2 separate regions of the Homo sapiens genome follow, and region 1 is linked to region 2. The links are chromatin loops, found by intact Hi-C in ENCODE. Cell type or tissue: HCT116. All regions are shown on one strand. Each heading gives the region's core, and the rest is flanking DNA. Links, peaks and the distances in the headings are about the cores only. Region 1 has its middle 500 kb from the start of LINC01911. Region 2 has its middle 210 kb from the start of LINC01911.

The links. Hi-C counts contacts between places; a loop is a spot of excess contacts. Peaks named below come from ENCODE experiments on the same cell type or tissue, not always from the same donor. Only the 100,000 strongest peaks of a DNase experiment are listed, where the experiment ranks them.
Region 1: a loop joins it to region 2, with 7 times the contacts of the local background. A loop is called at or near these places in 14 of 110 quality-filtered maps.

The regions. Positions count from the first base shown.
Region 1 is chr2:147,325,520-147,342,314 of GRCh38, forward strand. No RefSeq gene overlaps it. Among named protein-coding and RNA genes, the nearest start is that of LINC01911, 500 kb to the left of the region's middle. In HCT116, for the core only: a CTCF peak has its summit at 6,711 (motif pointing left); a DNase peak (open chromatin) is centred at 6,682.
Region 2 is chr2:147,035,407-147,052,201 of GRCh38, forward strand. No RefSeq gene overlaps it. Among named protein-coding and RNA genes, the nearest start is that of LINC01911, 210 kb to the left of the region's middle. In HCT116, for the core only: a CTCF peak has its summit at 9,834 (motif pointing right); a DNase peak (open chromatin) is centred at 9,855.

The DNA.
Region 1 (16,795 bases), core at 3,992-8,991, 290 kb after region 2:
TAAAAAAGAGACGTAAGCACCAGGACTTAAGGCAGAAAGGGATAGGCTAACTCTACCATTTTGTGCAAATGTGGTTGGGTTTAATGATCAAGACTGCCCTTATCTATAAAGCTGCTAACTCCTGAGCCTTGAAGGAAAAAAATTAACACCAGCTGACAATCTTTTGGTTGTACAACACAAAGGCCTGGACGAGGACAACCCTTTTTCTGAATTAGTTTCATTGATGCCTTGTCCCTGAAGTCAGGAAGCACCTTGCCAGTAATGAACTGCCTTTTAAAGATTTTTTGACATTGGACAATGCCTCAGGCCACTCAAAACCCCATGAGTTCAACACCAAAGGCACTGAAGTGGTCTACTTGCCTTCAACAAGCCTTTAATTCAGCCTCTAGATCAGGGGGTCATAAGGGCCTGTAAGTCTCATTATATGTGGTACTCTAACCAAAGGATTGTCAATGCTATGGAAGATACTCTCTATAGAGAATATGATGAATGTCTGGAAGGATGGCACCATAAAAGATGCCATCATTGTTATAGAAAAAGCAGTGAAAGCCATCAAGCCTGAAACAATAAATTCCTGCCAGAGAAATCTGTGTCCAGATGTTGTACATGACTTCACAAGGTTTACAACAGAGCCAATAAAGGACATAAAAGAGATTGGAGATTTGGCAATAAAATTGGGGTGAAAGGTTTCAAGATATGAACGCTGGAGAAATTCAAGATCTAACAGACATCACACCAGAGGCATTAACAGTAGAAGATGTGATGGAGATGAATGCTTCCAAAGCAGTGCCAGACAAAGAGGAGATAGGGAAGCAGTGCCATAAAACAAATTGACATTAGACAATCTGGCAAAAAGGCTCCAATTATTCAAGATTGCTTTTGTGTTCTTTCACAACAGAGACCCTTCTAGGACAAAGGCACTGAAACTAAAGCAAATAGTAGAAGAAGAATTGATACCATATAAAAACATTTTTAAGACATGAAAAAGCAAAAAAGTCAGAGAGAAATTATGATGTTATTTCCATAATGTTACATAGAATGTGCCTTTGTCTCCTGCCTCCTATTTCACTTCCTCCACCTCTTCTGCCTCTGCTATCCCTGAAACAGCAAGACCAGCCCCTCCTCTTCCTCCTCCTCAGCCTACTCAACATGAAGATGATGAGAATGAAGACCTTCCTGTGATCCACTTCCACATAATGAATAGTAAATATATTTTCTCTTTTTAATGATTTTTAATAACATTATTTTCTCCAGCTTACTTTATTATAAGAATACAGTATAAATACAAAATATGTGTTCATCAAATGTTATCACCAGTAAGGCTCTGGTCAATAATAGGCTATTATTAGTTAAGTTGTAGGGGAGTCAAAAGTTATATGCAAATTTTCGATTGTGCAGGGTTCGTACCCCTAACCCTCACATTGTTGAATAGTCAACTACATATATATATACACGTATATATACATATACGTGTATATATATATACACGTGTATATATATCCTTAGAAAGAGATGCTGCCATTTGCCACAACATTAATGAAGTTGGAGGATATTGTGCTAAATATAATAAGCCAGACACAGAAAGAAAAGTGTTGCATAATTTTACCTGTATGTGGAACTTTATTTTAAAGAGTCAAATACACAAAGACAGAAAATGAAACAGTGGTTACCATGAGTGAGGAGGGGGAGGAAATGGAGAGATGTAGGTCAAAGAATACAAAATAGCAGATGTGAGGGATGAAAAAACCTAGAGATTTAATGTACACTATGAGGCCTAAAGTTAGTAAAACTGTATTGTATTAGGGACTTTTGTTAAATAAGTATATTTTAGCTATTCTTGTTACAAAAAGAAGTAACTATCTGAGATGAAAGAAAGGTTGATCTGTTTCACTATAGCAATCATCGTACAATTGATAGGTATCTAGTTGCATCCCATAACATCATGTGGTAAACTTCAAATATACACAATAAAATTTATTTTAAAAAATAAATTTAAAAAATTATCAATCATTGATTGTTAAGATTTATCTAGAAGTCTGCAAATCCTCATTGTGACAGGTTTTCAGTTTATATTAAACTATTAGAATTCCAGTTTCCTTTGATGCTGTCCCTGCACGACAGGGGCTGGAAGCCTGAGGGTAACATTTTCTTAAATCCTTTGCCCTCAAGTTTCTGTTTTAGATTCCACCATTAAGATGTACTTGTTTGAGATCTGGAAGGCAGGAGGGAAAAATAAATCATCATTTCTCCTCCAGCAGTAGTGGGCAGATTTTCGAACTTTAGCAGAAGTGAGGTTTTGTGGCAATCCCTGTCATCTCCTCCTGAGTCAACCAACTCAGTACAGCGGCCAGCTGTTACCAGAAGCTGCGATTTCCTGCAGTTCCTAACCAGGGTGTTAGTGGCAACTTCCTAATTTCCTGAAAACTTTGGAAAACCTAAAATCTAATCGTAGACTTTCCAAGGCCTTCACTTCTCTTGTCCTGCCAACTAACGTGTTTCTGAAACTTCTATTGAGATTAGATACGGCCAAGTGTACTTCAGTTTTGAAAGTAACCAACTTCCTATATTAAATTCTTGTTTAAAATACTTAGATTAGCTTTTGTTTCCTCAACAGAGTCCTGACAGATATACCTTTTATTAATAATGAATATTTTCTTTTATTTCTATTTCATTAAGAGTTTTTGTCAGAAAAGAGTATTAAATTTTACCAAGTAAGTGTTAACTGTGAGAATGACCTTAAAATCTTTAATAAGTTTCATCATGGATTTTCTAGTGTTGAGTGATGCTGGCATTTCTAGCCAGTATTTACTGAGTATTTTACTAGTCATATACGTGCTCAATAAAACTGCAGCATGATGTATGATTCTTTTAAGATGCTACTGAATTTGATTGGGTTATATTTTATGTAGCTTTTTGTTTACTCATAAATAAAATTAATCGTTTTTTATTATTCTTGACTGATTTACTAACAGATATGCTAGATTTATGAATGAGTTGAGATGCTTTCTATTTCAATACTGAGACAATATTACTTAAGTATTCTTTTTCTCTGATAAGTTTGTCAAAATCAGCTACAATAATTTGTACCTAAAACTGTTTTAAAAGTAAGTCATTGACCGCCTTTTCCATTTTTTCCTGTTTATTTATATATTCAGCTTTTCATCTCTTCTTTAGTCAGTTTTGACCATTTATATATTCCATAAAATAAATAATATACATAGTCAGTAAAATAGTTTCTTCTACAGCCATCCAAAGTACTTTTTTTTTACATCTTCAAAATCTTCTCCATAGCAATAATTATGTTTTCTCACTTGTTTCTGATACTAGGTAGTTACTTATTTTTAGTTAGACCTTTTTGTTGTTGGTGGTCCATTGAGAGAACCATCTTTTGCTTTTATTGATCAAATCTACTCTTGAGTGCTTTTATTGCATTAATTCCTGCTTACTAATTCTTGATAATTTTGTTATTTAGAAGTCTTATTTTATTAATTACTGCCTAATTTCTTTTTTCTGTTTGCTTGTTTTATCCAGGTTCATTACTTACCCTAGATTATTATTATTTTAGTTCACTTATTTTATTTTTTTATTATATAACAAATGCAATTAAAAGTAAAAGGCAACATAAACCAAGTCTGTCTACTTTCACCAATAGGGAATCTGTTGAAAAGATATTAGTGGTCATCAGGAAGCAAGGGAGTTAGGCCTCCTCATTGTTGAAGTATGGATGTCTTCATCCAGGAGGGAGCCCATCAATGAACTTGAGAGGCAGGATTGTGCAGCAGATTAGAGTGGGACTGGAAGCCCAGCTTTGCCACTGACTAGCTCTGTGACCTCTGCTAAGAATCTATACCTCCCTGAGCCTTAGTTTCCTTATTTGTGCAATGAGGGTACTAATAGGAACCTTCCTCATAGAGTTGTTGAAAGGAATGAATAAGTTTACATATAAAATCTTATAGAACAGAGTCTGGGACACAGTAAATATTCAGAAAGTGCTAAGTATTGTTCTATCCTCCGGAGAAACCTCACTTTCATCTGTCTTCTTCAATATCTTCTGAGAAGACTCCAGAGCTACTTCAAGCTCTACTCTGCTTCTTTCTCAGGCTCAATATCCAAGTCAGTAGCTGTCCACAGGCAGGCCATTCACTCTCTGAAGAAGGAAGTTCTTCAGGACATTTCCTGAAGATGTGGGCCAGAGAAAAGAGGAGGACAGCCATCCCAAATGCCTTCTTTTAATGTCCCTGGACATTCTGCCACACCGGGTGTGATATTTAATGTAGGCAACTGGTCACTTAATACTCAGGACAGAGAGGTCCTGAAGGCCACTTGTGTGCTGAGTGTTAACTCCTTGGATGCTAAGTTATAGGGAGGTTCCAGGGTCCTTTTTCCCTGGGGTTCATGGTAGTGGCTATTTATCAATTCACGTAATACATTTTAATTATGAAAGTACTAGTATGGCTGTACCTGTGTAGGGCTAAACGCAGCCCTGCTGACAACACAATCTGTGTTTTAGTTTATTATCTCTGACCTTGGAGCATCACTGGAAATACTTTTACTTGTGTAGGACTTTACTCCTGCCTGACTTGAGATGCATTTTCTATTAATCTGATCGATCCCATCTGCTTTCTCTCTTCTAGGCAACTCATCAAAATCTCTAATTATACCAAATGATTATATCTTTCCTTGATTTCCATCATAATTTAGAATAATAGATAGATATACAAATTGTTTTATAGGCCTATACGTATCTTTTAGTGATTTCAGTGAAATTGGTGTAGAGGAAGACACGCTCATTTCGTTCATCAACTTGATCTATTACACTTTTTAAAAAATTTTTAACTCATTGAATATGTATTCATCCGAGAAAAATTTACTTCCACTCCATGTCTGAAAGGCCAGATGTTCAATGTATTTCAGTTAATTGAGTTCAGGTTCAAATTAAGACAATGAATGAAAAAAGGAAGTTGTTCTATCTCTTCTTGCAATAATTTAACTATAAATATTAAACCAGTCTTAACCTAAGTCTAACCTTACTAAAATTAAATCATATTATACTTAAGCATCTCTAAAGGTTTGATTCATGGCAAAATATTGAATAATATGAGAAGCTCCTTTAAACAACCAAAAGAGACACTATTGATATCATTATAATCTTTGAATTAACAGATGTGCATTAAAAGATATAAGGTTTTGGTGGGATTTATATACATTTTTTAAAAGGCTATCAAGATGACCTATATCATCATTCACTGGTTTTCATGCCATGGCTTATTTGACATTTAAAGAGGTTGAAAATAAAAAGGATATAAGGGGAATGCCAAGGGGCATATAAAGTAAGGAACTGGATCAGAAGCCATCCAATGGAGAATTTAGAGCAATGCATGGACAGAGTTCACTAATGTTACAGATGTGAAGATGAAGAGGGGAGGGGAGGGGAAGGGAAGGGGAGGGGTAGGGTGAGGTGAGGTAAGAAGAAGAAAGGAGGGGTGGGGTAGGGTAGGGTAAAGAGGGGATGGGAGGCATGGGACAAAAAAGGGAGGGGAGGAGAGTGGACGGGTAGAGTGCGATATGGAGTGGAGGCTTTAGATGTGGTTAAGTTCACAGTGGTCCTAATGATCTTAGGGATCAAACTGAAATTAAATTTTGGTCAAAATGGACTCATCAACAATGATTTTTTTCAGTGATGTTTTGCAGATCAAAGTTCGTAACTGATAACCAGTTAATGGATGAGAAGAGACGAGGCTTTGTTTTAGCATATTCTCCAACACCATGGATACATAAGGCACAGATGAGGAGCAGTTCATGGCCAAAAATCTAGTTATCTCAGTCTGGTAAAATGTCTTAGGCTTTTTCCTCAAAGAGCTGTTCCTATGACCATCCCCTTGCCTGCCTCAGATGAGTCCTACCAGCAGGATGGAGCTTCAATATGTGACTCATGTATCTCCTTACTCTGCTAAGAAAAGTGTATAAAACACTCTGGGTCCTCATATTTTAGTTGATAGGAATCAAAAGAAGCAAAAAGCAAGAACACCAACTTACAAATTAAGACTAGAAAATATGTGATATTTCTTCCTCCCACACCACATTAAGCATTGCTAAGCAATCATGTTACTTTTTTTTTTTTTTTTTTTTTTTTACTAAATACAGACAGCCTTTGAATTCTCTAAGCAGAATTCCAGGCTATGTGTTATTGGCACTCTAGGTAAAATCCTGCCGGACATGACATAAATGCAAATTATTTTATAATTGAATAAACCACACTATTTCATCTATAGCTTACAGTTTATAAAGGGCTTTCAGATACCTTAAATCAAGGTTCATAAATACAGTAAGGATGGGTTTTAGTTTCATTGAACAAATGAGAAAGTTCAGAGGTAAAGTAATGCAGTTAGTAAGTAGAAGAGCCAGGATGTGAATGTCAGCATTTTGTTTTTCAAATCTGGTGCTTTTGCTATAGCCTACCTGATTTCCTGAATACACACACACACGAACCTATATATAAGTATGTAATTAAAAAGAGAAAATGAAAACAATTGTTAAGCAACACTACTACAATAATGGCAATGACAAAATACAATAACTATTTTCATTCTTGCCGAGTTTCTCGGTGCTTGCCAGTACTCAATCACCAAATAAAGTAGCAGTTTTTATGTTTCCTGGGTTTCCAGGTGTTAGGGTCCTTTAAGGAGTAAGCTCAATTCCACAGCGCCCTCTAGAGCTTGGGTCTTCTAATTCTTAGCCTCTGAGACAAGATAATTATAAAAAACTTTTTCAGTTTATATTTGCCTTATCAATGTAATCATTAGAATTAAAACTTATTAAGCATTTACTGTTGCTAACACTTTAGTTTGTACTCTGCATGTATTCTTATTTCTTTCTCTTATTCTGACACAGTAGGCATCAGTAACCTCATATTGTAGATGAGAAACCTGAAGCTCAGAGTTCAGGCAACTTGTCTAAATTAATTTAGTTCAAACAGAACAGAGCTAGAATTTAAATTCAAATCTTGACTTCAAATCTTGACTCCATGCTTTTCTCATAATGCAATGGTGCCTCTAAACCAAGAGATGGGCCAGTCAACTTAATGAATTTACACACAACACTCTCAAATTTTCCAAAACATATAAATCTGAGGCTGTTCTCCCCAGCATCACAGATAATTTCTTGTACCCTTTTAGATCGACAGTGGAAATATTTTTCTCTCCGCCCATATATTGAGATGCACTTCTCACTCATGGTTTCATCCTCCAACCCCCAACATATGGAGATTTCCTCATTTATGTGCTAATCTTTCTGAAAATTTAGAATGCAATATATAAAAATAAACCTACTACATCACCCTGGTTATACGTTTACACATGCACACACACAACACAAACCTCCTTCTCTTCTTTTAGGCTGTGTGTGCTATAACCTTCTCAAATATCAATGTCAATGTCATAATCATTTAGACTTAAAATCTTGTCTTCAGCTTTGACATTTATCATTGCTTGCTGAAATGTGATCAATTCCTCCCCCATGATATTTCTAAATGCACCTCTTTTTTCTAGCCTCATGAAAACCCCACCACATCAGCGGCTCATTACCACTGACATAAATTGCTATTATAACATCACTTCATTCCTCTTAAGAATTCTCATTCTAATCTACTTTTGACACTAGTTGCAGAATATGCTTCCCAACACACAGTCTTGTTTATGTCTCTCTGCTGCCCAATAAACATGCTTTGGTTACTAAATAATACCTGAGCACCTTTGTCTTGGCATTCAAGGCTGTTTATGATTTAGCCCAAACCAAAACATCAAGTAAATTCCTATTTCCCATCATGTTTCATTTATTAACTGTGCATCCTTGAGAAAGTAATTTTAGTACCATGAGTCTCAATTTCATCATCCATTGATTTTACATATATATATAATATACATAATTCCATATATATAATATATATAATACCTAAAATGCTGCTGATAATAAAATGATAGCATGCAACATTACATGATTACTTGGAAAATCAAGTAAGATAAATTATACACAAGCTTTTCGTGAACTGTAAAACTATTTACAAATGTTAAAGAACTCTAAGTTTGGAAGAGCTTTTTCGCATATGGTGCACATTCAAATCTTTCTCATCACAGCTCTCATGCTACCTCTTCCATGAAGTCTTCCCTGAACCACCCAATTCCTAATAATTTCTTCATCTCTGATCTCCCCTAGCTAATCTTCATTTACAATATCTATCACAATCTACATTACTTCAATTGTTACTATGCATGTTTCATTCCCCCTGCTAGATTGGAGGAAAGTTGAGGACATGCGCCTCACAGCAACATCTTTCAAAGTGCACACCAGAGGGCTTTTCCCAATGTAGGTGCTTAGGAAATGTTTAGAAATACCCGAATAAATGCACATAGTTTTATTCATATGTGTACTTGACTATAAACTCAACGAATATAGAATTTGTCTATCTCGTTCACCAATAAATACCCAGTACTTCGCGGTTCAAACTATGTAATAGGTTGAATGAGTTATCCTAAGCAAAAACAGATTGGCAAGAAGATTTGAAGGGAAAGAAAGGAGCTATGAGCATTTGCGATGCGCCATGTGGCTGTTTTAAAACATGTCAACAAGTTTCTGACACTCCTCCAATCAACGGGTAAACAAAGTCTCTTCCCTGTCTCCTTGAAAATGGGTGGGTCTTAATCCAGTCTATCATTGTTGGACATTTATACACCATGGAATACTATGCAGCCATAAAAAATGATGAGTTCATGTCCTTTGTAGGGACATGGATGAAGCTGGAAACCATCATTCTCAGCAAACTATCGCAAGGACAAAAAACCAAACACTGCATGTTATCACTCATAGGTGAGAACTGAACAATGAGAACACTTGGACACAGGAAGGGGAACATCACACACCAGGGCCTGTTGTGGGGTGGGGGGAGGGGGAGGGGGGAGGGATAGCATTAGGAGCTATACCTAATGTAAATGACGAGTTAATGAGTGCAGCACACCAACATGGTGCATGTATACATATGTAACAAACCTGCACGTTATGCGCATGTACCCTAGAACTTAAAGTATAATAAAAAAAAAGATATATATATATATATATATATAAATAAAGAAAATGGGTGGGTCTTAGTGACCTTCTTCTAACAAATAGAATGTGTCTTTCCAAGCTATATTGTGCAACACAACACAGCTTATGCCTTCCCATCCCCCCATCCCCGAAGTGTCTGTGTCTGTGTGTGTGAGAGTATGTGGGCACACACAAGAACATGGATAGTTTTCTTGCAATTCTCCTCATTGAAATAAAGGCATTGTGTTGAGAACAAATTCTATACACAGAGTTTATAGTCAAGTACACATCTGACTCAGAACACATGGAGAGGCCAAATAGGTGTTCCAACCACAGCCATAGCTGAGGACCCAGCTGACAGACAGCATCCACCTCCAGACACATGAATGAGTGAGCATGCAGATGATTCTAGCCCACCCTTTGATGCTGAGGGGAGTAGAGGAAAGCTGTCTTCACTGAGTCTTTCCCAAATTGCAAATTCATGAGCAAAGTAAATTTTGCTGTTTCTTTAAGCAACTAAGTTTTGGAATGGTTTCTTACATAAAAATAGACAGCAAAAACAGATATGTGTGTGTTTCCCCCTCAAAACATAGTATATAACATATATATTTATACATAATATATACATAACATATATGAATATATATACATATATATATTTGTTTGATAGCTTCAAAACAAGCTATCAAGGAATGGTCTCGCATCAACCTTTTATAGAAAGAGTAGAAAACTGAGGCCCTGAGAAAGTAAGAAAAACTGCCCAAGGCCTTATAGTTTGTAAATAACTGAGTTACACACACACACACACACACACTAGCTCAAGTCTTAGTCAACTTAAGGTCAAAGTCTATACATTTTCTTCTCCATCACTGCTTTCTCCCCAGTTCTTTAGAAAACGCACCTTCCTATAACCATTGTACCTTCTCTCAAATTTACAAGGGGGAAAAAAACCCAGCCATTTAATAGATATATGCATTTAATGATAAAAGTCACCATTTCTTTTTTAACTAGAGCACCTCATCTCTTCTATGTTCATAAAGCAACCATGTCCTTAGGCAATTATCAGTAAAAGACTCTCAGCACATCAAAAGCCCTCCAAAGTGTTTCACATTCCCTAGGAATTCATGTCCTTAATTAGATGAAACACACTTACATTTTAGTCACTGTTTCTAATATTTAAAATTAGAAATTATATATATGTTTTTGTGTGTATATGTGTATGAATAACTTGCTTCACAGTTTCATAACTTACATCTGTAAAAACACCAGAGGACACATGCAATTGGAAATATTTTATTAGAAATGAGCTGATAGAATCTGTTTAGTTGAAATTTGGAGACTGTATGTCAACAGGTATCGCAGAAGACTCATGAATGAATTTTTCATATTTATACACCGTGAGTCCTTTCTTTCAAGTAGTCATATATCTTGACCTTCTTTATTTTTTATCTCCCCACGTGGAGCTGACTACCATAATAATAAACCTTAAAAGGTCAAAATTGTAGCATCTATCAGTTCATCAAATTTTTAAAATTTCTCATGCCACTCTTTCATATTTGAGGGTCAGTACTCCAACTCTACTGCAAAAACTAGAAGTCCTAGGTTTGGAGGAAAAGGGATACTTCAAGCCAATTTGCATTATGAATGAAAATGTACAAGTTAAATAAAGGTCTCTCCTCCTCCGCAAAGTATGATCTAATACATGAATAAAAATGGACAAGGAATTTGTAACATTTACTTAAGATCACATTGTTCTGACAGGCTTTAAAAACTGCCTCTTGTTGAACTTCAGAGACATGCAAAACTCTTAAGTATTTTCAATTATGGTCCATGTGAATGTAGTAATGGATATCCTGGTATAGAAACTTTCATTTCCGTGGCCCTCAAACATCAATATCATGCTCCAGAATGATAGGTGGAGGTCACTAATAAGACAAAGCAGAACAAGAAAGCCTGCAATAAACCAGTACTTTATTAAGAAAATAATAAAAGCTAACAGGTACTAGACACATAATAAGTAAAAAGTGCAGTGTATGTAATTCCACACTGCCTGGAACATATCACCTGCTTAATCCAAAAGACAAACCTATTGTATAAGGGATATTATTGTGGCAGAGAATTCCAAATAGTCATTCTCCCCTTCTTCCTCTCCTTTAGTAATAGAACACCCAAAATTTAGCAGAGCACATGGTCATCCAGAAAAGAGCTGGATTTTCTAATCTCCCTGGTTTAACCATGTGGCTAAGTTCTAGCCAATGGGATGGATGATTGGATGGATGGATGGATGGATAGACAGACAGAGAGACAGACAGAAACAGACAGATAGATTAGATAGATAAACAGATGCTAAAATGATAAAGCAATTGCAGTAAAATGTTAACATTTGGAAATTTGAATGAAGAGCATATGGGAATTCTTTGTACTGCTTTTCTAACCTTTTCAAAGTCTGAAATAATATCAAATAAGAAAGTTTTAGAACAAATAAATAAAAGAAACCTGCCAAGTATAAGTCAGTCACTTTTAAAAGTTAGGTGCAAGTTGACTATTGGAATCATTAAAAATAGTGGCCCTAACATTACATAAACAATGTATATAACCTTCAAGGAGTTAACAGACTAGGAAACAGAATAAAACAAAATAACATATGATTAAAAGTATCTCTTAGCTGGTGGTTAAAAAAATTGGGCTTTAGAGCCAGAGTGCCAGGTTTGAATTCCAGCTCCATCTTTTATCACCTGCGTAAATCTATAAATCAGGAAAGTTACCTAATGTCTCTGTGCCTCAGTTACATCAATGATAAAGTAGGCATCAAAACGGTCTACCACATGGATTTGTTGTGAACAAGAAATTAGTTAATATCATTTCAAACATATAAGTGTTGGATAAATATTAGCTATTATACTGATAAGGTGTACAAAAGGTAAGGAAGGGAAGACTGTGTCTATCTGTGGAGGCAAAAATACTTTCTTTTCACAAATTCATTAAACTGAAATGAGAGGAAGGCACACGATCAGAATTTATAGTGAATAGCAAAGTCTGTGTTGCAAGTGTAACAGAATTGCAAATGTAGCAGCAGATGTTTGAAACAGAATATCTCAACTAAGAGTACTTGAGACATTTTGAGATGTAGTCCCTGAAATTATCTTGCAAAGTAAATATGCATTATCAACCAAGATAGTTTTGGTCTCTTCTCCCAGGGAAATGGATTCGTTTGAGAAATAATGCTTTATTTTTTAGCTGTACCATTTATTTTTCTATCAAACCGTTTCAAGCTGATATACATTTAGCTTTACTTCATGTCATGTATTTGAAAAAAAAGATTTGAAAAATCAAGATTTTTAAAATATATGACATGTAGTAAAGCTAAGATTAGATTAGATAATGGTGATCACCCCTTCTACTGATGACTGTTCAATGATTATCTTATAAAGGGTATAATTTTTGGTTCAGTCATCAGCAGATGAAATTCCTCAGATAGTTTCTCAATTGTGTTAGTCATTAGCCCACCCTCTGCAATATCCTCCTCCTCTTTTTTCTTACTACCTGCTCAAGGTGATAGATCCTGATTGGACTAAGCCAATCACAGCCATCTGGTCAACAATTTATCAGTTTTCCTTGAAATTAGTCTTGGGCATGTGACCTATCTCTGGCAAATGAGACTTATGGAGATGTGGCTGGGAAATGTTTCCTTTCCTAAAAAAAAAAAAAAAAGAAGAAGGCTCTAACATATTCCCCTTCTACCTTCTTTCTATCTTGAATACATACGTGGTGTTTGGACTGAAAGACATTTTTTGGGACCAAAAAGTAACAAATATAAAGAAAAAGTAAAAAGATTCTCGCCCTTCCACCATCAAGGCACTAAATCAAAGAGAGTAGTCATCTACTTCCTGGCTTCTTGTTATGTAACAAATATAAGACGCAATTCTTTTAAGACACTATAAGCTGGGTGGTTACTTAGAGCAGAATGAATTTCTAATGGGCACAACAGCCAATTTAGGATCTTAGATAATATTGATCTCCATTGTTTTAATAGTAAAACTTGCTCATCATGAAGCAGTAAATCAAGGAACTCTTTCAATATCAAAAATTTCAGGTAGAAATGATACCAAAATGTATAAGAAATGAGTCCCAAGCTTTAAATAACTCTTCTAGCCTTGTGGATAAGAATTTAATAAATATTGAGCAAAGAACTTTAGTGCTGCAGTATTTGGAGTCATAATAAAAAGTAGAGGTTAATTTTTACAATGTCAAAAGCAGCTTGTGATTAGTATAAAATGTAAATGTTAAACTACAGAATTTTTGAGTCCTCTAATAGCACCCAATTCCTTAATCAGTTTGTACCTGATGATCGGTTATCCCCCCATAATAAATTACTGGTAAGTAATAAGAAATCAGAGGCTTTTTGGTTAATTGTACCAAAGCCAAATCAAAAAAGTTGAGAGAACAAGCAGCAGTAAGATACAGTGGTCCATGTTCACTACAAATTGGAACGTAGGCTTTGAAAGCTCTGAAAACTTTTCTAAGGTCAAAGGCAAGCACTGTTTAACTTCCAAATCCAGGGAAGAATTTTTCTTCAAGAGGCAGTAAAATGAATTAATATCACTTGCCATTTGTAAAGCCAAAACATGATAAAGATTGCATATTTCCAGAATGCTTAATCTATTTTTAATAAATGTATATTACAGATTACATGAATTATATCTTAGGGAAGCTAGCAGCTAGCTTCTTTGATTCGATTCAATCTTTAAAAAATAACATTGCAAATTCTAATTTTGCTTTGATTTTTCTAAATAAAGTATTAATGTGTCAAAAGAACATCAAATTTCTGAAGTATTTCCCCATTTGCCTTCTGCTAATTTCATAGTCAGAATATCACAGATATAGGCCATAGACTTGGCATCAAAAGCAGTGGAATCAGATGTCATAATTGGCCTCAAAGCATGTCTAGATTTCAACAACAGTTCAATGGAGAACAGTAGGAAGAAAAGGCTGAGGCTAGGTTTCAAACTAATGGCTGTAAGTATCCAGCTTCCCAATTCACAAACAACCTGGCCCTTTCAGCTCTGATTTTGATGGGTATAAATGTGTAAAGGGTATAAGCTAATGGGTTGGCACATGACAATAGACTCTGACAAAGTAATGCAAACTCAGGTAGGAATGACTATCTTGTTGCCAGAGTAAGGGAGTCAGTTGATTTGAATTGAAATAGTAACCCAAAATTAGTTGGAGCCATAAAGACCTGGTCTCCTCTCACAGAGAAAAAGGTCTAGGGAGACAGGCCGGGCCCCAGCCAAAGGATTCTGAAGAGTCCTGCAGATGCCTAGCTATAGAAAGTAGGTAAATTATAGGGCTAGTAAGAAAAGGATTTGGCTTACTAAATATACTGATGATCAGGAGTGACTGGATGATAGTTTCAGGGCAGCAAAACTAAATGCAAACCCTACACTGACACCTAACGGGTTGCAATGTGTGGCTAAGGTCAGCTGAGGGAATGCACCGAGTTATGTCTGCAGATAGAAGAACTTAATAATCATAACCTGTGCAAGGCTGGAACAGGTAGTAACTGCCATTCTGAATGAAGGCACTTAACTAAAAATGTTCTTCAGTGAATGATGATGGCCTGTGCCTCATCGGGATTTATGGGTAATAAGATATTATGATAAGCAAAGTCAAGTTTTACAAGCTGTGAGATGAGAACTGACTGTAAATTCCTACCATAGATTCAGCAGAAGTGTTTCAAACACATTGTGTGATGTCTTATCCTACCATTAAAGGTGAGTTTCTGCACAAATAGTATATGGACTATACTATTTGTGTATAGTGGCTGGATGAAAAACACCTCACTTCGTTAAATATCTTAGAACATCTTCATCCACTGCCCACCAAAATTTTAAAAATTCCTAGTTGATTTTGAAATCACCGAATCCAATTGCAATTATATTATCTCTCCTTCATATGCTTCTGTTTCTTTGGTGAACATTTTAATAACATTTTATACATTTCTGTTAACTGGCTATTCTAATAGTATAAATCCCAAGAACCATTTTAAGTTCTTTCTGAAAAGCACTTTGCTTTCCTTGAACTGTTTGTCTTGTCTTCTATTCAAACAAGGGACCTGTTTGGAAATAAAATGATTCACAAGCCAGTTCCTGGAGTATTAACTGGGTAATCACTATGATTAGCCTCAACCACTCTGACAAAAACAAACAAATAACTTGTACACAAATACTATATTGAAAATATACCTTTACCAATAATTGATATATTACTGCCTGAATTTACTTACTAGATTATATTTCAGATATTGAGCCTTTGTTAAGAACTGTTGTAGATATTGCAATGTCTTAGGGTATTTTACCAGGCGAGTGCATATCCAGTTGATTTACAAGATATCCATATCCAGCTGCTATATGCGTTTCTTAGGATTCCTTTTATTGCAAGTGATAGAAACCCAGTGAAAACTAGTCTGAGCCACCCCCACCAAAAAAAATAAAATGATTGGTTATGAAAATGATCAAAATAGCAGCAGATGTGGCTGCATTTAATTTGAAATTTGGTCCCTTATTTTCCAGGTTACAAAGTAAAGTATTTTTATTTTTTAAGATCATAAATCTTAAGGTTGGCTGATCCAGAAAAAACCACTCTAATATAAAGCCTGCCAATAAGGTAATTCTACAAGTTAACTCCTTTGATAATTTTTTGAGATGCCATAATTGAGAAGCTGCATTAGTATGATGATTTTCCAATATCCATACAGAAAAATGTTATATTATCCTGTTGTTTATACTAAAAGATCAGGATCGTTATATCTCTATTGTGGGCAATTTCCTTAAACATCCTCTTTTGCATGTAACATTGTTTGCTTTGCATTTATTTATATGAAATAATCTTTCCTAACCCTGAAATTTTGATTTCATTGGACTTGAACATACATTCTCACCTTTTCCTTCATCTTTCTAAGTGGCTTTTAAAAGTAGGTCTCTTACATTCTGTGTAGAGATGGGTTTCACTTTTTTTCTTTGTTTTGTTTTTAACAAATCTAGTCGTCTGCTTTCTTCCTGTTGTTTCTTAAATTAGGCAACTTTATTTATTTATTTATTTAGAGACAGAGTCTTGCTGGAGTGCAGTGGTGCAATCTCAGCTCATTGCAACCTCCGCCTCCCGAGTTCAAGCAATTCTGCCTCAGCCTCTCAAGTAGCTGGAATTATAGGCACCCGCCACCATGCCCGCCTAAATTTGTATTTTTAGTAGAGATGCGGTTTTGCCGTGTTGGCCAGGCTGGTCTCGAACTCGACCTCAGCTGATCCACCCACCTCAGCCTCCCAAAGTGCTGGGATTACAGGCATGAGCCACGGCACCTGGCCTAACTTTATTTTCTTTATAGTTGAATTGACATTGTTATTCTGACATAATTTTGGATTTACTTGTTATTTCATATTTGTAGCTTGTATTTTTAAACATTAGGTGTGTGTTGTCATTGTTGTTTCATTTTATTTTGTTGTCTGTTTGTTTTGATCCAGAAAAGTACTTTTTCTTTGACACTTGGTAATTTGAAAAGTGAAATATTTCTTCCCTTTTCACCCATTTCCCACTAGTGTTTTAGTTAACTCCTCTGGAATTTTCATGCCAGGACATCTTTATCAAAATATTATTGTATTACCCACCCAGTATATGCCCCCACTCGATTTCATTCCTTACCTTTCTTTATAGTTTTATC
Region 2 (16,795 bases), core at 7,553-12,552:
AGGAAGGAAGGAAGGAACGAAGGAAGGAAGGAAGAAAAGAAGGAAAGAAAGAAAGAGAAAGAAAGGAAGGAAGGAAGGAAAGAAAAGAAAAGAAAAAAGAAAAAGAAAGAAAGAAAGAAAGAAAGGAAGAAAGAAAGAAAGAAAGAAAGAAAGAAAGAAAGAAAGAAAGAAAGAAAGAAAGAAAGAAAGAAAGAGAAAGAAAGAAAGAAAGAAAGAATCTAACTCAGACTCTCAGGGTGAATTCTTGAGTTTTTTTTTTTTGTTTGCTTCTTCGTTTTGTTTTGTTTTTTATGTCTATCACAGAGAGAATAGAAACACTTGAAACATACTGAAATTTGGCCATGTCCAGTTCATCCAGTTGCCCCAAAGTTGTATCTCCTTGTGAGCAAAACAGCTGTTGTTGTTTATTTATTTACTGTAAAAAATACAGTAAATAAATGAATTTAAATGGTCTCTTGTCAGTAACCAATGAGTTTGATTCACATTTAAAGTGAGTTGACTCAATTTTCTGACAATATGGAGATGGCCATTGATATTTTTTATAGCGACAAAAGTACACTCATGTTTTCCATGTGATCCCATCTAGAGTGTTAAAGTATTAAAGATGATGTGGTTAAGGTAAGGCTTATGGCATTTCTACTGCCATGCAAAGGAGCATGGAGTAAACAATTTGTATTAGTTTGTTTTCACACTGCTATAAAGATACTACCCAAGACTGGGCAATTTATAAAGAAAAGAGGTGCTCACGGTTCTGCATGGCTGGGGAGGGCTCAGGAAACTTACAATCATGGTGGAAGGGGAAGCAGGCACCTTCTTCACAAGGCAGCAAGAGAGAAAGAAGTGCAAGCAGGAGAAATGCCAGGCACTTATAAAACCATCAGAGCCCATGAGAACTCACTATCACAAAAACAGCACAGGGAAACTGCCCCCATGATCCAATCATCTCCCACTAGGTCTCTTCCTCAGCACCTGGGGATTATAATTCAAGATGAGAATTGTAATCATACAATCATACAATTGTACAATCATACAATCATGTAATCCCCAGCACCTGGGGATTACAATCAAGATGAGAATTGTAATCATACAATCATACAATTGTACAATCATACAATCATACAATTGTAATCATACAATTACATATGTAATCATACAATCATACATACAGAGCCTAACCATATCACTATTTAACACCTGAAAGAAAATCAATCAGATATAAAGGAAAATGCAATATATATAGGAACATGGGAATTAATAATAGAGCAAAGTAATCAAGTCACCTACATCGTGCTGATGTTTACTGTCATCTTATACATGACTTTCTCTACTGGAAAATGTTACTTCAAAATTAAAACATCATAGTACTATGTTACTGAAAGACTTTTTTGAGAGTAGCAAAATTCTAGGTTTCATTTTTTCTCTCTCTCTCTCTTTTTTTTTTTTTAATTGAGACAGAGTCTCACTCCATTGCCCAGGCTGGAGTGCAGTGGTGCAATCTCGGCTCACTGCAACCTCCACCTCCCGGGTTCAAGCAATTCTCCTGCCTCAGCCGCCCGAGTAGCTGGGACTACAGGCACACACCGCCACACCTGGCCAACTTTTTTTATCTTAGTAGAGGCGAGGTTTCACCATGTTGCCCAGGCTGGTCTGGAACTCCTGAGCTGAGGCAATCCACCTGCCTCGGCCTCCCAAAGGGCTGGGATTACAGGCATGAGCTACCATGCCCGGCCCTAGGTTTCATTCTGATCTCAATTCTTCCCCCTTTGGCTAGAAGCTTAAAAAGCAGAGCTAGTTATGTCTTCAAGGTAGAGGAAATACGTGTTTATAATCACATGCAAGCTCAGTAGTGGTTGAGACTATTGTGGTCAGAATAAAAAGATGTCTAAAGAAGGGAGTGGTTGATAATGTCAAGTTAAAAGAGGATACAGGAGGCCCAGTCTCTAGTTCAACTGCAAAGTTTCACATATATTGAAAAGAAAACAGTGAGCAAGATAATTGCTAGGTTTTTTATTAATCTAAAATCATAGAAGATGAAAAAGAAAAATGGAGATTTGAGAAAGCACATGAGTTTCTTTGGATTTAATGCACTTACTAATTTTTAAATATTTTTAATGAATGAACAATCATCTTACCAACACTGAGTATCTCTAATATTGAGAATGTTGGTAGGTTGTGAAGGCATTTATTAGAACAAAGAGTGTATGTGTGTATATATATATATACACACACACAAATATGTGATAAGTAGAAAAATATAAAAATGTATCCATTTTAGTGTAGTGCAGTACACCTCAAATTTGGGTTCTGTAACCAACCAGCAGGAAGACATTGAGCAATTTACTTAACCATATGGCGATTCAGTTTCCTTGTCTGTGAAATGGGTAAATATCAACCTCACAAGATTATTATGAAGATTAAATGAATTAATATATGTAAACCAATGGGAATACAGCCTCGTACATAGCAGGCACTGTAGAAGGTTAGCTTATTTTTATTAAAACGGTAACACGGATGAGGAGCTTAAGTATCCCTAGGAGTTTTGTTAAAGAGAGCTAAAGTGTAAAGATGTGACACATGGGCTAAGAGGAGAGGTAGAAAGAAGAGAGTGAGGAGTTGGAAAAAACATTACAGGTACTGAGAACAGCTTTTGTCAGATGCAAAGATGAAAGTATAAACTCCTGGTAAGTTTGGTATTTCTAGAACTAAAGTGAAGAGACAGGGGAAAAATGCTAAAAGATTAGGCCAAAAAGGATAGGACCTCATCATTAAAGGCCTTGTGTGCCAACTAATACACTTTATTTTATTTTGTGTGGATGGAGAGATCCTAAATAGCTCTAAACAGGGAAATGACGTGATCACACTGGATTTATTTCTGGAAATGAAAAGATTGATTTTAGAATACCTTAACTGGAAGATTGAAAGACCATAGGCCTATGATTATTTCTGAAGTTAAATGACTATTAAAGGTTAATGTATAAATAAAAAATTAATTCACCAAGATTAGCTTCTTATCAATAAATGACAATTTAATGCCTGTATCTAAGTGCTTCCTATAGCAAGACTCTATGGTAAAAGATCCTGGGAGCCACTGTGACCATAATTTGTTCAAATCTAATAAAAAGGTTTAGTAAAATAGAATCTATATGAAAAATAGCAATGCGGACCAAATACTAAGCAGAGTGCTTAATCATTCAATAAAATTTACAGACCACCCACAAAACGTATATCTAAACTCTTTTCATGCAATGTAAATCATAAGCAATGTCATCTTACATTGGCATAATGCTGTATAAGCTACTTTCACTGCCACTCCTCCTTTTCCTGCTAAGATTAAAATTTCCATCTTATTAGAGAGGGTTGAACATTTCATTCACTAAGAAAACATTTTTAAGGTGCTTGGTATATGGCAGGCAGCATTCTAGTTGTTTTACAAATATTTGCTTTTTTAATTCACATAACAACCTTATGAGGTGGATGGTATTTTTAACCCCATTATAATATTAGGAAATTGAACTATAGATAAAGAAGCTTGCCCAAGGTCATTAGGCAAAGGCAAAATTTGAATCTACATAATCTAGCTTCTAAGCCAAGCTCTTAATCACTAGATGTACCCTCTCTCATACATGGAAAAATTTTATTCTAAAGGGAATTCTAGGTAACTTTAACAATTCAAAAAAGGCAACATTTTCCCCTTTTGTTTAATACTACTCTGACACTGCTAAAGATGTCTATGAGATGAAAATAATTCAACTTGTTTGTTCATAGATTTCCAAACTAATTGAGATCATCTCTCAGCTGTCTCTTCCATTTGCTTCTCTATAAGCAAAGAGACCACAAACTGACTTGAAAAGAAGACTATTTACTCTTTCCTTCTCCTTGTGTTCCAACAAATACCATTCCTACCCTGGCCTTGACACTAATTCCAAAAATCCAAGCTTCTATCTACTGAAGAAAGAACCTAGCCTTTCCTTGTGTAATTAAAACTTAATTGTAAGCCTGTTTTTTATAGTGTTCATTTCAGACTCTGCTTTCTTAAGACTCCAGTGATCTCTCTATGTTGATGTCTAAAGGACCCACGGAAGGTTTAGTCATCACTGAAACAATGTCCACCTTCAAAAAGACAGTGAGGCCGTACACGATTTAAAAAATGACTGGGCGTGGTGGCTCATGCTTGAATCCCAGCACTTTGGGAGGCCAAGGCAGGCGGATTACCTGAGGTCAGGAGTTCAAGACCAGCCTGGTCAACATGGTACCCGGTGTCTACTAAAAGTACAAAAATTAGCCGGGCTTGGTGGCATGCACCTGTATTCCCAGCTACTCCAGAGACTGAGGCAGGAGAATCACTTGAACCCGGGAGGCAGAGGTTGCAGTGAGCCGAGATCGTGCCACTGCACTCCAGCCTATAAGCCAAGCTAGGCTCCTGGTCAGAAAAGAACTACACATAAATACATATAATAGAAGAAGAAAGGAAAGAAGGGAAAAAAAGAAAATGTACACCTACCAAGACAGTGTGAAAAAATGGCTAACTACACAGTAAATTGAAATAAAAAAATCCAACCTGTTTTTAGAGCCAGCCTCAGGCTCTTTAGGGAGCCCAAACTGGATCCTTATGCATAAAGTTCTCTGCGAGAGATAATCCTGCTTCTTGGCTTCATTCAAATAGGAAGCAGAAAGACCAGAGCCAGATACTACTTCCATAGAGGGGCCTTATGGGAAAGAGCCCCTAAGAAACTCAGGTATAATGGCTATGGATATCCCAAAAAGATAATTTTCAACTGGCCTATTGTCAGCCAGCACAGAAGGCAAATGATGAGTCCTTAAAATTTTCCTACCCACTGTAGTAATAGTAGTTTGCTCTCTAAGTAAATTTTAAGGGAAGCCTAATTAGAACACACAAACTGCCTATAGGTGGCAATTGCCTCAGTGACCTGGGAGGGAGCTGTGTAAATGAGCTAAGACTAAAGTTTCTAAGCATTCTTATAAACGCCATAAAAAGCAAGGTGATAGCAAGTGCTGAGGCTTAATATCCTTAGCACCCTCTTTCCTTTACAGGCTTTTAGGTGCAAAGATGGCAAAAAAAAAAAAAAAAAAAAAGAGGCCCATAAAAGTCTCCTTAATAGGCTCTGGGTAGAGTGCATGTCACTAACAGCAATTACCATAACTGCTGTAATCTGAGATCACAGAAATGGCAAGAACATTTTTTAATTACTTTATTAATGATTTCTGAGAATTTATTTCAGGGCTGAGACACCAAGCTCAATAAAGAAGAGGAAGAGGAAGCTTCTATGTTATCCAGATCCACAAAATGCAGCAATATCTGATGCAACTATCCAAAATCATTCTCCTGTGCAGCCATGTTTAGGGAGAAATGTAGCCTAAGGAGCCAATGATGTCACTGCCTATCATGTTAATAACTGTGACTTCATCCAATTTAAACATACTGAAGGCACTAGGAGTATAGAGGTATTTTCTAGCACATCTAATTATTGACAGGTTGAGGAGCTTGGAGTTCTAGTTCTAACACACCCTTAAATAAAGTAGTTAACAAGAACAGCTCTTCTCAAATTATTGTAATCATGCAGGGTTCTGAACCTATCTAATCTTTCCCTTAGGAGAAGCACAAAGTCCACTTCCATTATGAGCTTGTTAACTCCTATAATATCTCTCTCTACTGAGAGAGTAAAGATTGTTATGTTTATCATGAAGAAAGATGAAATGGAAAAAAGAGACAACTCTCTTGTGGAGAGTTGTGTTTGCCAAGAAAGGTCATAGTTCTCTAAAATTTTTTATAATAGAGTTCTGTGTCTTCCTTTGCATTTCAAGGGACAGGGATATCAGGAGAAGAGAAGGAAGGGGGTGGGAAGAGACAGAGACTACGCCTATGTGCATAATAATAAAACACTTCTATAGCACTGAGTAATCAAAAAGGATATTGTATGTGTGCCCATGTGTGTGTGTACTTATTACTGGAATGATCTGATTGCCTAAATACCCAATTGATTTCATCTAAAATTGCCTGAATACTTCTGAAATTATGAGTATACCTATACAAAATACAGTAGAAAGGGGAAATTACATAACAGCACAATGCACTCGATATCTATAATTAACTTTCACATACAGCTTTTATAAAATTTGAATCTTATTATCCTCTCTATTCTCTATCATGACCAGGCAGAGAAGACACAAAGAATTACATGGAATTCAAACGCTGAACATAACTTTCAGCTACACTCAAAAAATACCTAAGAAAATGTGAAAAGGAGAAAAAGAAAAATGACACAAACAGCACTTTTAAAGAAATTTGTGAAGCTATTTCTTTTTTGAGACTATTTTACATGGTAGAGAGAATGAACAGAGTGAACATTTCTTTTTTAATGTTTTGCCCTATAGAGAATATCACACAAAATTATTTTTACCAACATTTGTAAGATATTTGAGAATGTTGGATAGAGAATGGAAATATAATACCATATTTTTTCATCTTTAATCTCAGTTTCTTAGGCTGTGTCATGGTAGTCCTCTTTAGGATTAAACAAAAAAAAAGCCCTTTGTCTTCTTGGACAGGAATATTCCTGAACAGGAAATAGTGCTCAGAAAAGCAGTGCATTCAGAGGTATAAGGCATAAGGTTAGAGAAACAGAAGTCTCTTTGCTGTATTCTTTCTTGCAAGGTCACAGCCACTTAACATTTAAGGAAGGCACAGCTAGATATTACGTGTCCATAGACCATAGTGCATTTTAAATTTCTTGATTTAGAAGCATGAATAGTTAGGAAAATGTAATTTATTCCATTTCTCTGATTAAACAGCTATTTTCTAACTATGTTAAGAGGAACTTTCTGCATTGGTCATCTGTAGGGCAAAAAGTTAAAAGAAAACTGTATTTTAAAAGCATGCTCTTCAAGAAAATGAGAAGACAAGCCACAGACCAGGAGAAAATATTTGCCAAAGACACATCTGACTAAGGACTGTCGTACAAAATATAAAAACAACTGAAAATATGGAAACAAACTCAACAATAAGAAAATGAACAACCCAATTTTTTAAATGGACCGAAAACCCTAAAGAGGTACCTCACCAAAAAGATATACAGATAGCCAGTAAGCATATGAGATGTTCAAGGTCAGATGTCACTGGGGAATTTTAAGTTAAAACAACAAGGAGATAGCATGACACATTAGAATGGCCAAGATCTAAAACACCATATGCTGCTGAGGATGTGGAGAAATAGGAATGCTCATTCATTTCTGGTGGATATGCAAAATGGTACAACCACTTTGGAAGACAATTTGGCAGTTTTTACAAAACTAAACCTACTCTTACCACGTGATCTAACTATTGTACTCCTTGGTTTTTACACAAATTAATTGAAAACTTATGTCCATACAAAAACATGCAAACATGTTTATAGCCAAATGTTTTATTTATAATAGCCAAAACTTGGAAGCAACCAAGATGTCCTTCGGTAGTAGTGAATAAATAAGCCATGGTACATCCAGACAATAGAATATTAATCTGTGCTAAAAAGAAATGAACTAGCATGCCATGAAAAGACATGGAAGAATCTTAAATGCATATAGCTAAGTGAAAGAAGTGAGTCTAAAACGGCTACACACTGTATGATTGCACTATATGACACCTGGAAAAGGCAAACCTGTGGAAACAGCAAAAAGATTAATGGTTGCCTGAGATTACGGGGAGGGAGGGATAAACAGGCAGTGCACAGAGGATTTTAGGGCAGTGAAACTATTCTGTATGATATTGCAGGATGGATATGTGTCATTATATATTCATCAAAACCCATAGAATGTACAACACCAAGAGCAAACTTTAATGTAAACTACGGACTCCAGGTGATGATGTGCCAATGTAGGTTCATGGATTGCACTAAGTGTATTACTTTTGGTGCAGAATATTGATAGCAAGGGAGGTTCTATATGTGTGGGGATGGGGAGTATGTCAGAAATATGTACTTTCCACTCAATTTTGCCGCAAACCTAAAACTGCTTTAAACAATAAAGTTTGCTGATTAGAAAAAAAAGCATGTTTATGTACTCTGCTTTTTAAATGTGAACAAGTTCATTTAAGTATTTAAATATAAAAAAGTTAACATAAATTCAGTGTTTTCTTCAGTCGGTCATCACTGATTTAACATTTTGTTTCTTGTATTTAACCAAGAGGAGATAGAGAGGCCCCTATCACATCAAGCCAGAGCCCTGCATTAGCTGAGAATAGAACTGTCCAAAGATTCTCCTTCAAGCTTTGAGGGATTATTGGACCTCATCAGCTTCTATAAATTAGAAGCATTAGCAAGAAATATACATAGCATCAGGGCTGGTAATTTTGAGCATTCCTTTGGTATGCGGCATTGATTTTGAACCTATTTAAGGCTTTCTAGCTCACAGAAAAGTATACCTATAAATTATGTTCACTATGACCAGAGAGCAAGCAAGATGGACAGACAAATTATTGGCAATAAGGGTATCAGAGGGTAAATGCTCCCCCAAATGCCCTTCATATTAGAATAATTCTTCTATATTTAGTTACTTCCCCAAACTCCCTTCACATATATTGTATTTTTCTCTTAAGCTCTAATTAGTTGTGAGGTAATTCAATCATGATGCATATAATTTGGAAACATATGGGGAAAAGGGGGCTGGAGAGAGATTCATACCTTATTGTGACTTAGTTGAAATTTATGGTTAAATAGTTTTGATCATCAAAATGATAATTTATGATGTCCCTGGTACTAGGAATTTAGTAGCTGAGAATAACTTAACATTTCATTACCATTTTTATCGCCATTTTGGAAAACACATCATGAACTTGGAACAGCCAGTCAGCCACATTTATTGAGCGTCACAGCATAAGAGCCCAATATTGCATAGTATGGGGAAAATACAGAAGAATCTTCTGTTCATAGGTCCAAAATCTAGCTTGCAGAAGCTTAAGTCTTAAATAATTGAATAAAAGTTTATATAATCTTATGTAATGTAATCTGAGCCCCCCAAAAAGTGATAAGTATGAATGCCTGCAAAAAGAGGCTCTGAGTATTTAAAAGGACTAAAATAGCTAATGACATATTGCTAAGAGGAAGAGCAGACTACGAAACCATGCATAAAGAGTCACATAAAAAATATATACAGGACCGGGCACGGTGGCTCACGCCTGTAATGCCAGCACTTTGGGAGGCCAAGGCGGGCGGGTCACGAGGTCAAGAGACTGAGATTATCCTGGCCAACATGGTGAAACCCCGTCTCTACTAAAAATACAAAAATTAACCAGGCATGATGGTGGGCACCTGTAATTCCAGCTACTCTGGAGGCTGAGGCAAGAGAATCGCTTGAACCCGGGAGGTGGAGGTTGCAGTGAGCCGAGATTGCACCACTGCACTCCAGCCTGGACAACAGAGCAAGACTCCACCAAAAACAAACAAACAAACAAACAAAAAACACAAAAAATAGACAGGAAAGGTCATCATGTAAATGGTGATTATCTGTTACAGCTGAATTACAGATGATGTTTGCTCTCTCTATGCCTTTCAGTGTTTTCCAAATTTTCAATATTAGGCTTGTATACTATATTAATAAAGATAACAGGTTTTATGTTAAAAAGATAAGCCAGAGAAAAAGCTCTTATTGTTATGGATCTAAGAAGAAAGTGTATAACAAAGAGAGAGAGACAGAGAGAGAGGGAGAATAATTATCTTTTCTCTCCCCCAAGTAGCAAAACTATGGGACTGAAACAGAGTTCAGTTTATCTAATAGCAAGGTTTGGGTCTCAACTTTGGTTTGCAAAATGAAGGCTTGATTGCAATTTGAGCCAGGAGGGGGCAGCAAGGAGCTGCTCATGAAAACAAAACAAAACACAAAGGCCCACTCCAGGGGCCTTTGGACTGGAAAAAGGAAGGTAGTGGAGCCAAGCAGAGGCGGATGTGATACAGCATAAGTCAGGGAAAACACCGAATGGAGGTGAGTCCAAACACAGCCAATAAAAGGGAACCAATGAGGAAAGACATCACTCCAGAAGCTGAGAGCTGAAAGCAGTCATGGAGGCACAGGCCAAAGCTGAGTTCTGTGGCAGGTTTAGGTACCAAGAGAGAAATAAGCATCTAAAGAAACAAACAACTCCAAAAGATTGCTCTAAGGGGTGGAATCCAGAACAAGAAACCCAATGATCTTCATTGGTTCAAATGTCAGGAGCTGAGGGGTCCCATCTAAAATGCTGATAAACAGAGCTATAAAGGATGCCTTCTATGCTGAAACACAAAACTCCTGTCCTTACCTTTTATGCTCTTATCTATGTGCCCAAGGAACCATGTAATCCCCAGTACAAGAGTAGATCGTATAATTTACACATATATAGTGGATCAGAGACCTAATGTAGAGACGACAGCCATGCCCAGTCTTACCCAGCCACACTCACAAATCAAATCCTCCTGCTTATCAGCTTTGGGCTAGATTTTGAACTTGGCTTAATTTTAACCCTTTTTCTGGCACCTACAATTTTGTTTGGAAACTAGGCTTGCACTAGGACCATAGGCTTGCATTACATAGATTTAGAATATTCCTATTTTACTCTTCATCCTTGGACAGAATTTAGCTCTCTTTCTCTCCCTTGCCCTTTCTGCCTATTGATTCCAAAGGCAACGTTGCCTCTAGATTGGGGGCCCAGAGATAGGATTCAAATCAAAGTATATCGAATTGCAAAGCAATTCTCACTGTTGCATAACCTCTCCGAGTCAGTTACCCTATCTTAAAACTAATCAAAATGTCAAAGACTTATAAAGAATAATTTATATAATTAACTTACATAAAGCACTTTGTAAAATGCCCTGAATGGTATAGGCGCTTAATAAATGCTGGCCATAGTTTTTTATCCTTTGCTATATTCCCTAACAAACCAAACAAAAATCAAAGCACAGTCTTTTCATGGGGCTTATTGGAAAAATGGTCATCATACCCTCTTTCCCTCTATTGTTCCTGTGACATATTTTAAGTATTTATAATTGCTGTTCAGATTGGTGACAATTTTCATTTCACAAAATGACTCTTCTTACAATTATGCTTAAAGTCCTCTCTAAATGGTTCTTAAATGTGTTAATTATGCAAGATTTATCACCTGACATATGAAAGGCTAACTTTTCAAATGATTTCAGAGTAAATGGAATGCTAAGCCCTCTCCCAACCAGTAATAGTAATGTGTTCATTTGAACCAGGTCACGAGCCTGCCTGCCTAGAGAAGTGAAGCCCCTGGAATGTCTCTGAAGCAAACGGGCAGGTGTGTCTGCATGAAAAAAGGCAAAATCGACCATGGAGCATTGGGTTAAATGCAGGATGATAGGCGACTCTGCAACTCACTTTACAATCACTTAACCCCTTTTGGTCCTTTGAGACCTAAAGGTGCTGCTGACAAGAAATGCAAGCCTGTCTGTATAGGTATTATGAGTCCAGGATAATGGTCACATAGCACTTTGGAAATAAAAAGTATTTAACCCTTCTAGCATGTTCCTCAGTCAAGAACAAAAAAAGGTAACTTTTAAAAGCTCAAATAAGTATGTATTCCCCTGTGGGGGGGAAAAGAAACTTCTGGCTGAATTTAATATTACTAACAAAACTACAACTGTAATAGGAGTACTTGAAGGAACAATTTGAGCTTACTCAAATTTGTGTCCTTAGAAGGCAGTAAATAAGTTTATCATTTTGACAGGTAAGACCGCCTGAGGTGCTTTGAACAAAAATAGGACACTGTCTTTCTGATCGAATGCTTTCATCTGAAGACTTCTTCCCATATCCACAACAGTACTTTGAACTCAAATGACATTTGTTTTATATATTAAATGAAGGGTTCCATTTTCTTGTCTTTGTTTTCACTAGTGTCCAAAAAATTGTTTCTACATGAAGTAGTAGGACCCCCAAAAAACTCAGTAAATTATTACAGCCCTAATAGAACAAGCAAAGGTAAAGAAATGGACCCCAAATTCAAGATCAAAATCCATTAAAAAGCTACACCCATGCATTAATGGCTTTGTTAAGAACCAAACAGAAACATCTTTTTTCCTCACTCCACCCCCTTCAGCTTTACTAAAATAAGCCCAAGGAGCACCATGTCATTGATACTTTTCTTTGAGAATATCAGGGACAATTTAATTGAACACATAATAGAATCATTTACCTTTGTGGACCGCTGTATACACTTTCCAAAGTATTTTCACATATATTATTACATATTAGCTTAAATCTTTTACAATCAGGGAAACTGATGTATACAGAAGTTAAACATCTAGCTCTCAGTTATTAGGCTTATTCATGTGAACTCATGAAGAGACACATCCAGCCAATGGCCACAGATGTCATCCAAAAATTATTTACAGGTTGGAAATATAAAACCTGAAGGTAACTGAAGCTGGACAGGATTCTCATTTCTACAGTATTTCAAAGGAACCTTTATTTTCAAGAGCAAGAGCCAAAGATAGACTATTTTACAATCCAATAATGTGTTTGTAAAGCTTTGAATTAACTGAAATTTCTGGATTTTCTGTACTGAAAAGACCATCTCCCCTTTTTTGCCCTGTGAATTCTTTCTCTGGTAAAGTGGGTGTGTTTGATGACAGTGTAATCAACAATATAGGAGGTAGGATATAGAATTTACATGGTAGTTTTGAAAAATATTTATGTCACTTTATTCCTACCAGAAGTAACCCATGTCTTTTACACAAGAACATCAAATTTGATGTAGAAAACAGGTGGCAAAAACAAGACAGTTAGGAGGATTCCAGGAGAACTCCAGGCACCTAAAAACTCGGGAACATTATCTTCCAGGGACCACAGTTGTGCCAAAATTAATATTTTAAGTATTCATTTCCCCTCAAATATGCCAAATGTCTAATATGATTTGCATGTGTGTGATATTAGCTACTTAAACTGCAATCTCAAAGGTATTATGTCAAGGACTGAGAGGAGGCTTTGTGGAGCATAATGGTGTCCAGTTTGTAAGACCTGCTATGGAGATGTCTTGCTTATGAATCTCCTATGCTGGAGGCCACTTTGGCCACATTCTATCAATCTAAATAAAAAGCTATGAAATGAGGACTGGCAGTATTCCGTAAAATATTCCAATCTTACCCAGCATTTATTTCAAAGTGGGTGCCTCTGAGCTCCTTTAAGCTATTCTCTCAGAAAGAACATTAATGGTGCTTTTTTGTACGCAACATATAGTATCTCTATATCAACTATGAAAATGATTCTACTGAGTACATCCATGGGTATGGAAATGACAAACTGTGATTTGATGTAATCTGTAATGAATGAGTAATAGAGTCAAATAACTAAGGGAAGGAATCTATTTTAGAATTCTCACTGTGATATACAACATGGTTGTTAGACAAATCATAGATAGAACGATCTCTTGGCTTAGAGTCCTTTCTATGTTTTATGGCTTGCTTGCGGGGAGAGGAGTTCTGGTTTCTACAACCTGCTGTGGGGGAGAAACGGGAAAAGGAGAAAGGAGAGTGGGAGAAAGTCAGGGAGAACTTTTTTTCTGAAGCCCTTCCAGCCTCCTTCAGTCCAAAGTACTCAGCAGGCAAGTGCTGTACTTTGGGGTATTGTGTTCTGAACCCCAATAAAGTTTGTTGGGAAGTACCCTTAGAATAAATACCTGTAGGGAGGTTAAGACAGTACCATTGGGCAGAGAACAGTGGAGCTGCACAATAAAACTCCAGATGATTCTAAATTGAGTTCTGGAACTAGACAGACCTTTAATACTTCCCCAACTTGAGGCAAGAGGGCTAGGCTCTTAATTAACCCCCTTGTCCATTAACAATTCCTTCAATGCTGGTATCTCTGTATTAGTTCAGGCTGCTATAAAAATTACTGTAGGGCTGGGTAGCTTAAATGAGAACTACTCCTTTCTGTCAGCTCTGGAGGCTGGAAGTTTGAGGTCAGCATGTCAGCATGGTCACTCTATAATAACATGACTCTCAAGCGTTTGCATTTCAATATGTTCACTTCAGTGGGAGGGAAGCAAGGAGGTTACATCTACAGAAATGGGGCACACACAGTATCAAAGCTTATTTTATCTGTGCTGTAGCCTGTAATAAACAACTTCTCATACTTGTGGTGATTGCAATTTATTCATGATATTTCAATTTTCCATAAAATACTTGTGAATTTCAGGGGAGTATACTGTGCACATGAACATCAGCCTTCCCTCTTATCACAGAATCCAAAAGCATGAAGCATGCTAGTACTTTGCTGTCACCCAGTAGTTTTAACATTCTATTTCAAGGCTTTCATGAAAGCATAAAAGATGTTTTACTTTTTCTTCCTACCTTTGCCCCCTCTTGATGGAAATGATTTCCTCAAGCAAGAAAAAAAAGGTTATGACAGCACCATGAGGAAGACACTATTCCAGGAGCTCAGTAATCTGGTCCTTTTCCATTTTCCCAAAGCAACACAGACAGAGAAAGGATAAAACAAAGTTGTGCTGTTTATTCCAAAACAAATAGTTGAAGGCAAACTTCTTAAAGGAAATGTAGTCTAGAAGGAAAATGAATTTAGAGAAAAGGAGAGCTTTGCTTGAAATGTGTGAGTTTTCTTTTTGGCCGAGCTTCAGCTGCTTCCTGGGTCAGTTGGCTAATGGCACATACCCCGTCTCTCTCTAAGTGGGCAATGACAATTCCAGTTAGTTTTTCTTCAACTGACTGTTTAGACAGAAGAAGAGAAGGAATGATGTAATTATAAATGTTTAAAGGCCTTATAAGCTTCTTTGCTTTTCCAAGAAAATAAACAAAGTTGAGAGTTCTCAAGTGGGATCCTTGAAATCAAGATTTACTTCCTGGCTTGGGGCTAACTTGCTATGGTTTATTGACATTTTTTCAGCTCTCTGAGCCTCGGTTTCTTTATCTAGAAAAGTAGACGGCTGGACTTGATGAGTTTTAATTTGCCTTTCAGGTTCTTTGACTCAAGAGAGGCTGTGTTGAGTACTGGGACCCTGAGCTCAGCCCTGCCTAGGCTCAAATCCAAAAGTACCACGTCCAGCTGTGTAACCCTGGGCAAGTCATTTCCCCTCCATGTCCAGTGTCTTTAATATATGGTACTACTAGTACTCACCTTATGGATGTATTGTATTAAATATGTTAATATGTAAATAAGGTAATCAGTTCATAGCCTATAATAAGTATTTAATTTTTGTATTATTAACTTGTAATGTATAAAGAACATTGTAATACCTTAGATTTGTTTCAGCCTTGGATCAGATCAGGTGTTTCTTTCACTACAATGTAAAATGTCAATATATTTTATCCTTGGTCCTGTGTATTCAAATTGTGAAAAGAAAATTCACCAAAAGTGAAATTTTTATTTATTTGTTTATTTTTTTGAGACAGGGTCTCCCTTCATCACCCAGGTTGGAATGTAGTGGCATAATCAGAGTTCACTGCAGTCTCGAACTCCCTGCCTCAAGAAATCTTCCTGCCTCAGTACCAACCCCAACCCACACCCCAGGTAGCTGGGACTACAGGTGCACGTTACCATACCTAGCTAATTTTTTGTATTTTTAGTAGAGATGGAGTTTCGCCATTTTGCCCAGGCTGGTCTTAAACTCCTGGGTTCAAGCAATCTGCCCGCCTTGGCCTCTCAAAGTGCCACCTACACATTCTCTAAGGAGTCTGCATACAATTTCCAAAATAAGTTAACCTGTGGATTTCCCAATCTCCCTCCTGTGCCACATTCTAGTTCCTCTTTAAAGGTTAATGACTTAGGAAATTACTTTTCTTAACTTACTTTTTCTAAGAAATTGTCTATTTCTTTTTGAATCATTCCAAATATATTAATCAATTGGTATAGGCTACTAGATTACTTGTAAAATACTGATACACATTTTTAAAGTAATTATTTTGTTACCAAAAAAGATGGATAATAGTGAAAAATTACCAGAAATGTCTAACATTCCTGGATTATAGCCTTTAACTGTAACAGACCCAACATATATAGAAATCATATTACTGGAAGGATTGCACAACCTACAGTAGCCAATTGTTAGCAGGGCTGCCAGAAAGCAATGTGTTCCATTCTGAAATTACATGCTTATGGTTCATGTTGTTTTATTTGTTCTAAAGGTTAAACTTGTTGCTGGCCTTAAAATGTCATGTGTAATTCTTTGAAAATCATATTTTAAAATGCTGAATTTAGGATTGTATTTCCATATAACTTACCAGTGGAAAAAGAAAGACATTCTTTATAGTCTGTTCTTTAGTGAGAAAGGATCATTTAGAAACAATAGCATCTACTTTTCTGAAACAAGGGAGTTATTTCCAACCTGGGGCTCATATGTTTGAGAATAAGCCAAAAATTTAATGGTTTTTCATAGAGCCAATAACCATTTGAAGTGCAGTCTAAAAACCAAAGGACAAGAGAATGGAGTAAAAGAGAACTTCTGCAATTGACTTTAACTGGAGAGAAAAAAAATAGGGTGCCCAAACTGTGGCCTTTTAAGAGTTATTTCAAACCTACCCAAACAAATGTTTTTGAGCTAACATGTAAAAACTTGTTGAATTCTGAATTTATCCAAACAGCCCTCTGGGCTGAAACAAATGGGTAAACTCGTTTCAACTCGTCCTTCTTGTGAGCATTTCTGAAAACATACCTCCCAAACTAATGATATATCTTAGCAAGCAACATCCTTCCCTTTTCTGACACTATTAAGTTATTATAGGCTAAGTACGTACTCTCTGAATTAATAATATGCTATTTTCAAAGTCAACAGTCTTGTTAATTTGCATAAGTTTCTGTTTTT